Linked DNA regions of Mus musculus: region 1 is linked to region 2. Evidence: chromatin loops called from intact Hi-C (ENCODE). Cell type or tissue: gastrocnemius. All regions are shown on one strand. Links, peaks and the distances in the headings refer to the core of each region. The heading gives the core; the rest is flanking DNA. Region 1 holds the start of Ttc34 (tetratricopeptide repeat domain 34). Region 2 holds the start of Pex10 (peroxisomal biogenesis factor 10).

Region 1 (4,385 bases), core at 156-4,155, 230 kb after region 2:
GTGGCCCAGTCAGGGAGACCACCGTCATGCCATCCCAGTGGATAGCAGGGATTTGGCTGTCCCCACAACACCAGGACTCCAGGGTGGCCACCACAGGTGCCCCTGGCGACTCAGCCAGGAGAGCCCGTACATGCCGCACGGCTGAAGGCGCATGGCAGCTGAAGGCGGCCAGATAGAAGGCTGTGGCTAAGGGAAGCTCCTCCAGGGCCAGGTGCTTGTCCCCCTCCTGGCAGAGGCAGGCCACGAGCTCCTGAGCTGACATCACGGTCTCAGTCCCCACTGGCTCATGTTCGGTCTTCCTGGGTACCTGCAGGAAGGGAATTGAAGTTAGTGTCTGAGTTGTCACGTTCAGCTTGAGCATGGCCCCGGAGTCCTCAGAATCTGTGCAGACCCTGCTGTGTGGAACCTGAGACCTGGCCACTGAAGAGATATTAGTGGCACTCTCTCAGCAGGCAGTCTCCATAGCTGGGCGTGGGCTCTGCTAGAACCTGTTGGGTTTCAAGTTACTTTTCTCTTGAGCCTTGGTTTCCTTCCCTGTCGAGTGGGATGGGACCCCGCCTACTCAGGTCAGCCTAAGAGGGTTTTGGTGTTCAAGTTGGGGGGTGGGGGGAGAACTGAATGCTTAAGAGATCAGGGGTCAGGGCAGGCTCTAGAACACCTGGCTCCATCTACCTCCAGGAAAAAAGTGTCTCAGAACTCCAACCCAGCACTACACCCCCACCTGCTCATGCCTGGGTGATGCAGGCTGAGGGTTAAGGTCAAGAAGTGCCTGCCAGGTCTGGAGCAGGGTGGAGAGCACTACCAGACAACCTATGGTGGGGAGCACTACCAGACAACCCATGGTGGGGAGCACTACCAGACAACCCATGGTGGGGAGCACAACCAGACCACCCACACTGGAGAGCACTACCAGACAACCCATGATGGGGAGCACTACCAGACAACCCATGGTGGAGAGCACTACCAGACAACCCATGGTGGGGAGCACTACCAGACAACCCATGGTGGGGAGCACTACCAGACAACCCACACTGGAGAGCACTACCAGACAACCCACACTGGAGAGCACTACCAGACAACCCATGGTGGGGAGCACTACCAGACAACCCATGGTGGGGAGCACTACCAGACAACCCATGGTGGGGAGCACAACCAGACAACCCATGGTGGGGAGCACTACCAGACAACCCACACTGGAGAGCACTGCCAGACAACCCATGTTGGGGAGCACAACCAGACAACCCATGGTGGGGAGCACTACCAGATAACCTATGGTGGGGAGCACTACCAGACCACCCACACTGGAGAGCACTACCAGACAACCCATGGTGGGGAGCACAAACAACCCATAATCAGCTCAGAGAAAGACTCTAGAACAAGTCTGTCTTCTAACCCTGCCATCTGACCCCAGGTTAACTACTCTTGGCCCCAACAAGTCCTCCGTGACAGACACATATACACATGCAATACCCTGCTCACACTCACAAGCCGAACCAGCCAGGTCTGGACATGGGAAGGCTCTGGACATGGGAAGGTTCTGATGACTCAAATTCCTTATTAGGCCCCAGGTTGGGGGTGGTGGGTGAAGCTGCTGGTCATCCCCAGGGGCTCTGGGCCTTTAGAGACACAGGCCCAACACAGTAGACACAGAACAGGCAAGGCCAGTTTCCAGGGAGAGTGTCAACATCCCAAAGCTGCCTGGCTGCTCAGCTATGCCCTCTAGTGGCCAGACCTGCTCAGGCAGTGGGGAGGGCAAGGGAAGGAGGCAAGGTTTCGCTGGGCTTCATGGGGCAGCCTTGGAGGAGAGAATCTAAGTCTCGGAGGAGGGAGGCTCAGGAGTGTACAGTGCCTGGGTTTTGGGTGAACTGTCCCATGCTTTGTGCTAGCCCCTGCCCCACAGTTTCAGTCTTTGTCTCTGAGTCCCAGAACTCAACCTTGGACAGGGTGATGATTCTTCACCCCATACCACGCCTGGTCTCGCTCCCCTTCCTGCAGCCCCTGTCCACGCTGCGGGTCCTATGGTCTTCTAATTTGCCCCAAGTCCTTGGCCCCACTGGGCAAGTAGGCTAGGATCTAGTTCTGTGCTCACAGCCTGTTTCCTGGGTTGCCCTGGCTCTACCAGCCCTTTGATGAGGATGGCTAGGTCTAGACTGAGGAGGGGGCATACGGTTCAGTTTTAGAAGGAGGAAGTAGAGGCTGTGGCCTGAGAATCAGTCCATGCTTTGTCAGCTGCCCTACAGGGCATGCTGGGTAATCAGCTTCATATGACTGCAGAGGGGTCTGCTTTGGGCGGCCCCTCCCAACTCGCCTCACCAAAGTGTACAGGTATGGGTGAGCACTGGCTCCTCTGGGGGCCCTGGGGACTGGATACAAGGCTGCTGGGGGTGGGTGGGATAGCTTCCAGGGATACAGTCTGCACACACCCCTCTATGGAGCTGTGATATAGAGAGCCTGGGTCTGAGGGAGCAAGGTGGGTGCAGCCAGCAAGGCTCGATTTCCTGTACAGCCCACCTTCGCTTCAGCTCCTTGACATTCACAAAGGCACAAAACTTGCAGTCGGCAGTGGTGAGGGCTTATTAAGAAATTTCCTATTATGTTACTTTGATTACTTTCATTTTAATTACCCTAATTAGGCGAGCTCTGTAATGGAGTGGGCTGTCCTGTGGGGCTGTTGGAAGGGCCTGGGGCACAGAGGGGCACTGACTATGGCAATTACATTAGCCCTGATATGTCCCCTGTGCCCTGCCTGGGTGTATGGAGCCTGAGGGGATGCAGGCACTGGCCAGATGGCCCATCTCCTGGTTAGGATTGGGCTGTGACTGTAACTCCCATTTGAGAGCAGCATGCCTGGGTGCTGGAACCCACCTGTCCACGCTGTGTCTTCTATATTGTGTTTACACCTCTGATACTGTGGTAAACAAATCCAGACTGCTGGAGTTGAGTAGGGAGTCCAAGTTTCAGAATCCGGACATGGGAACCAATCGCAAGGCTTTAGTCTCTCTGGTCCAAAGGATTTCTGCTGTGACTGACTCGAATCTAGTTAGTGGTGACCAGAATTTCAGCCCTGTTCACTACATAGGACCCATGAGTTACCCTAGACACCCTGCTTTGTTGGGGATCTAGGATGTCTGAGCAGGAGTCAGCCCTGCTCCATAGTGACATCCCTTAAACAACCCATGAGAATAGTTCTGACCATCTGACCACTCCTCTGTGGTGATAGGTTTGTATCTGAGGCTGTGCCTGGCCTCATGGGAACAGGGGCAGAGTCACTGTAGCTCCCAATGTAGCTTTCTGCATACAGTGTTTAAGCAGGCCCTTGGGATGCCCTTCATTGGAAAGAGCACTGGGCTAGTGACCAGGGTCTTCTCAGATGAGCAGGGAACAGGGCAGACGTTGCGAAAACTCCGAATCAAACCTTGTTGGGTGTGGGTCTGATAATTGTGAGTTGCTGTTCTGGGACAGTACTCACAGGGCCTGTAGGGAGCTCTTTCTCAGCTCTCCAGAGGAAGAGTGGGAGTGGCTGTTCCCATGAAAAGGTCTTTATGGATCCTCTTCCCAGATCCCCAGTGTCCCCCCCAAGAGGGCTGCATTAGAAAGATCTGTTGTGGGTTGGTGAGATGGCTCAGTGGGTAAGAGCACCCGACTGCTCTTCCAAAGGTCCGGAGTTCAAATCCCAGGAACCACGTGGTGGCTCACAACCATCTGTAACAAGATCTGACGCCCTCTTCTGGAGTGTCTGAAGACAGCTACAGTGTACTTACATATAATAAATAAATAAATCTTTTAAGAAAGAAAGAAAGAAAGAAAGAAAGAAAGAAAGAAAGAAAGAAAGAAAGAAAGAAAGGAAGAAAGAAAGAAAGAAAGAAAGGAAGAAAGAAAGAAAGAGATCTGTTGCATCTTTCCAGAATTCATTTGTGTCGCCCATGCAGTGGGTAGTGGTCACCCTTTCCTGCAAAGTGCCCCTCAGATACTGATGTGTCCCTGGTGACTAGCTTTAACCCCAGGGGCTGGGAAAATGGTCCCCCTTCCTGGTGAGGACCTGAGCCCTCCTGACCCTGAAAGCTGGTAGTGGTGCTGGATACAGGGTAGAGAGGCCTTGGCTCAGTTCATAGGTGAGTTGGCCAGTTTGTCTGTCCATCCCCAAGGGAATCTGAGCATCTCTTTACCACTGACATGTTTTCCCTAAGGGCTTCCCAGGGCACTTCATCCACCTGCCTCCCATAGGGGCCTCCCATAGGGGCTCATTGTGTCTGAGCCACCAAGAATCAGAACAGGTCTGCAGCCAGGATTCCTCAAAGGGCAACCTTGGGCTCTTGGGTGCTTTTCACTCCCCACTGCCTTGAGAGCCAGGCACAACATTGGCTAATTCTATGAGCTTTGTCCCT
Region 2 (4,385 bases), core at 242-4,241:
CAACGTACTCCTCCCCAAGGGTCTGGTAGCCTGAGGATTAATACACAGTGATGAGGGTCCAGGGACAAGTTTCCGGGCCAGCCTGTGTCGTCGTCCCCCCTCCAGCCTCACCAGTCACCCTGAGACCTAGCCAAGGCCAGCACAACTTCTTGTTAAACCCACTGTGGCCTTGCTGTGATTTCACCATGTCACAGAGACGGCCACTCTGGAATGGGCCTTGCATCTCCTGTTGGTTCCTACTCCCTTAAGTCTTTATTCTGTTTTCCAGTCCTTCCTCTGCTGAACTCATACCCCTGTCCAAGTGATGGGATCCGATCTTGTGGCTTTCTACCTTCTAGATGATGGCTGAGTCCTAAGTATCAGGCATACATACCACTGCTTACCTGACGCTGTCACATGGAGTCAGAATAAAAAGCCCCCAAGCCTACCCATGGCTTGCAGCTAGCTTCTAGTACTCCACCATGCAGACGATGAATCCTGACTTCCTGTTCCTGAGGCCAGCCCTGTGGAGTACCTTGTGATCTTTCCATGTGTCTCACCATGACCCTGCTCGTACCCTTCCCCCCACTCGATAGCCTCTTCCTTTTTATCTGCCTCGTACCCCATAAATGGAAAAGCCCATCCTGCTGAGAGAAAGTCTGGGGCAGTGAGTGCCCTCTGGCCAGTATCTTCCTTCCCGGAAACAGAGACTAATGCAGGTGATTTCCAGGAGCCTTCAAGCATCCCCTCCAGACCTGGGTGGGTTGTGGGCCCCTCAGTGCCCAGGACCTGCCGAGCACAGACAGCTACCTGCAATTGTGGTGAGGCCAAAGTAGGCTATGTCCGAGAGCAACTCGATCTCTTTCCTCCATTCCAGCCATTTCTTTGCACCTGAGAGAAGAAAAATATTAGCTCTAGAGAGGTGAAGTGGTTCTCTTAAGATGACTCCCAGCCGGGTAGTGGTGGCACACGCCTTTAATCCCAGCATTTGGGAGGCAGAGATTTCGAGTCCAGACTGACCAGAGTGAGTTCCAGGACAGCCAGGGCTACACAGAGAAACCCTGTCACTCCCGAAGGGCAGGTAAAGTCCAAGTCAAGTCACTCCTAAGACGACCCTCAACAACTCGTCTCTCCCTTCACCTCCTCTGCTGCCCTTGGTGACCGGAATGTCTCCGAGACGAAGACCGCCTCTTAAGAAGCCCCGACTGTAACTGTCTTGAGTCAGGTACTGTCCTAGAGACATGGAGCCCAGGAAAGTCTAGGTAGTGCTAACAACATAAGCCAGAGGCGACCTGTTTAGTATCAAACCTCGGCTCTCTGAAATCCCAAATCCCTGCCTGTGTGATCCACGTGTCTACCTATGAGAGTAATGACGTTAGGTCCACCCTGTAGGGGCGTCTGGAGAATAAATGGGCAAATGCTTGAGAAACACTAAAGCAGAGACCTGCAATGTGGTCAGCAGTGTGTACCTCTGTTTTGATCCCCGCTTTCCAAGCAAACTCTGGAGCTGCCGCCTGTCTGGGTGCCCGGAACGCTCACCCGCTAGGCTGTGCAGCGCTTCACCCGCCGCGCTCCGCAGGCCTCCCAGGTAGTACTCGTCCTTCTGCGCTGCCCGGATCACTTCAGGGGCACCCGCCCGCGCCATGGCCCGAATCGCAGAGCTCGCACCGCGCCTGCGCACCTCGTGGGCGGGGCCTGTGACGCTCGACGTGCGTCCGTCGTGGGGCTGAGGCTGCGAACACCACGCGGGCGAAGGCGGAGCCTAGGCGTGACATCTGTGGAGGCGGAGTAGTGGGCGTGTCCACGACATAGGGGTGGGGCTACCCGGGGAGGGGTGTGGTCTGTGCTTGGAGGGTGAAGCGGCACAGTGAAGTGGCGGGTAATGACAGGGAGGAGGTAGATACCTAGTGGGTAGGACCCCCGAGAAAGCTCAGCCTCGCAGATGTGTTTTTGGCCTGATTCAGGTTCAGTTTTCTGGCAGGAGGTACGTGTCTCTGGGCTGCAAAAGTGGATCTTTTGGGATAGCCACGTGATTCCAACGGACTGCTGAAGGCTCCAGTTGTTGGAGTTCCTCCCTGCCCATGCCCTGGTTTCTTCAGCTTGGGTTGGGCAATCCCAGATAGCACCTTTGACCACTGCTAGGAGGCAGTCACGGCTCATGCAGAGGCATGAACTTCTAGCCAAATCAAATGTGACAGTTTGAAATGTAGATTCTCTGAAGGCCCAAGGCCGCTTGTGCTGGAAGACTTTTCAAACTTGGAAGCTCATTTCTACCATAACCATGGGGTATGGCCTGTTCTAAGTGTCCCCGCCTGGACTGCTCCTTACACGCGACTGCTTTTTTGCATTCTCTTCTCTCAGCCATGGGGAACAAGACCAGAAACACTATTCAAGTATCTGTTGTTCTCAGGGATACGGCCTAAGTAAGCGTCTCTCTCCGTGGGCTTAAATCCTAGGCACAGCGGTGCCTTGATCCTCAAGTTCTTCCTTTGTGGGCTCTCAAGGATTCTTCCTATGGGACAAAACCCAAGATGGCCAGCAGGTGGAGCTATCAGCCCATCTTTTCTACTAGCTTGGGCTGCTAGAGCTTGTTAACCCAAACAGATCCTGCACAGATCAGGGAAACAAGAGGCTTTTCAGTGAGGAGAGAAAGTGGAAGGGCAAGATGAGTAGTGACATCATTGTAGATCAGTTCTCTGGATTCTCGGATGACCATGTGGCCTGGAGTCCCCCTTTGCTTCAGTGTTTCAGGGTTCCAGAACTCTGCGGTGGAGGTAGAGCGAGAGCTCTTGCTTACGGAAGGGGCATACGGCCCTTGCCACCTCCCACCCCTTGCCTTCTGAAGCACAAGGATCCTAAGACTGAGCCTTGTGACTTTCTCCTTGTAAACTCTTCCTCCTGCTTCAAGGATGGAGGACAGAAAGGCCAGGCTCCTGTTTCTCTGTGTAGCCCTGGATGTCCTGGAACTCACTTTGTAGACCAGGCTGGCCTCAAACTCAGAAATCTGCCTGTCTCTACCTCCCAAGTGCTGGGATTAAAGGTGTGAGCCACCACTGCCCAGCTCAACAACTAATTCTAAAGTCATACACGCTGTGGGTTTTGTTGTCCTGCCTGATGTCGTTTGCCAGCTCTGGCCACTCTGTTTTCTTTTTTTTTTTTTTTTTCTTAAAGATTTATTTATTTATACGTAAGTACACTGTAGCTGTCTTCAGACACTCCAGAAGAGGGAGTCAAATCTCGTTAAGGATGGTTGTGAGCCACCATGTGGTTGCTGGGATTTGAACTCCGGACCTTCGGAAGAGCAATCGGGTGCTCTTACCCATCTCACCAGCTCCTAAAAAACTCTTTATTTTTATGTTTGTGAGTACATTGTTGCTCTCCTCAGACACACCAGAAGAGGGCATCAGATCCCACTACAGATGTTTGTGAGCCACCATGTGGTTACTGGGATTTGAACTCAGGACCTCTGGAAGAGCGGTCAGTGCTCTTAACCACTGAGCCATCTCTCCAGCCCCACCACTCTGTTGTCTAACTCTATTAAGTTAAATTATATTTATTGTGTTTGTGTTGTACGCATGTGTATATATTCATGTTTGTATATGTGTGGGCATATGTGGATATGTGGCATGCATAAGAGTGTGTGTGTGTACGCCTGCAAGTGTGGAGTCTGGCAAGGACGATACCTGGTATCATCTTGGATTGCTCTTCCACCTTCTTCTTTGGAGCAGGTCTCTGAATCAAAACCAGGACTTACCCACATGGCTAGTCTTATCAGCTAACTTACTCTGGGATCCTCCTTCCACGGTTGAAATTTCAGGTGGGTCACCTCACCCATCAGATGTTTATGTGGGCTCTCTGGATCTGAACTCTGCTCTTCATACTGGGGCAACAAGCATCCTATCCGCTGACCTCTGTAGCCAGCCCTATCTGAGAAATTTGTAATATAGTTCTGCTGGTAGGGAGGCCAGAGACAGTAAGCCAGGACCTTGGGGAGGCCTGGGAACTGGGAGGGGATTGCCCAGCAGGTGGCTCCATTGCACCTGCTCTGTGCCCTCCCCCACCGCCACCCCCCATCCCCAGGTTAAACCTTCCAGCACCACCTAGCTGGCTTCCCTTTGCCTAGTGTCTTTCATTCCTTGCCTAGTGTCTTTCATTCCTTGCAAATCTTCCCTCTGCCCCTAGCAGGGATTTACCATTCTGGTGGTTGCTGTACACATCACACCCAGGATGGGGCTTGCTGAACGGCTGGCAAACAAGAAAACTCCATTTCTCTACCAGATCTGGCCCTGGGGTTGTACTGCGGGGTCCACACCTACCTTGAGGCAAGAGTAACCCTGTAAAGCCCCTGCCCTCACCTGACATCTGGTCTCCTGGGAACCTGAGGAGGGACAAGGCAATGCTTTCTC

Evidence for each region. Hi-C counts contacts between places; a loop is a spot of excess contacts. Peaks named below come from ENCODE experiments on the same cell type or tissue, not always from the same donor. Only the 100,000 strongest peaks of a DNase experiment are listed, where the experiment ranks them.
Region 1: it touches region 2 in a loop (3-fold over the local background); 2 of 42 quality-filtered maps call a loop at or near these places.

Annotation. Positions count from the first base shown.
Region 1 is chr4:154,834,713-154,839,097 of GRCm38, reverse strand. It overlaps Ttc34 (tetratricopeptide repeat domain 34), which reads right to left and starts at 1,682. Exons shown (of 9, transcript NM_172878.4): 1 at 1,486-1,682; 2 at 1-307. The coding sequence starts at 262. In gastrocnemius, for the core only: no CTCF peak of the experiment used is centred there; a DNase peak (open chromatin) is centred at 1,705.
Region 2 is chr4:155,064,308-155,068,692 of GRCm38, reverse strand. It overlaps Pex10 (peroxisomal biogenesis factor 10), which reads right to left and starts at 1,663. Exons shown (of 6, transcript NM_001042407.1): 1 at 1,519-1,663; 2 at 790-870; 3 at 1-30. The coding sequence starts at 1,624. In gastrocnemius, for the core only: a CTCF peak has its summit at 2,513 (motif pointing right); DNase peaks (open chromatin) are centred at 1,710, 2,521 and 4,015; H3K4me3 peaks cover 2,183 bases; H3K27ac peaks cover 2,462 bases.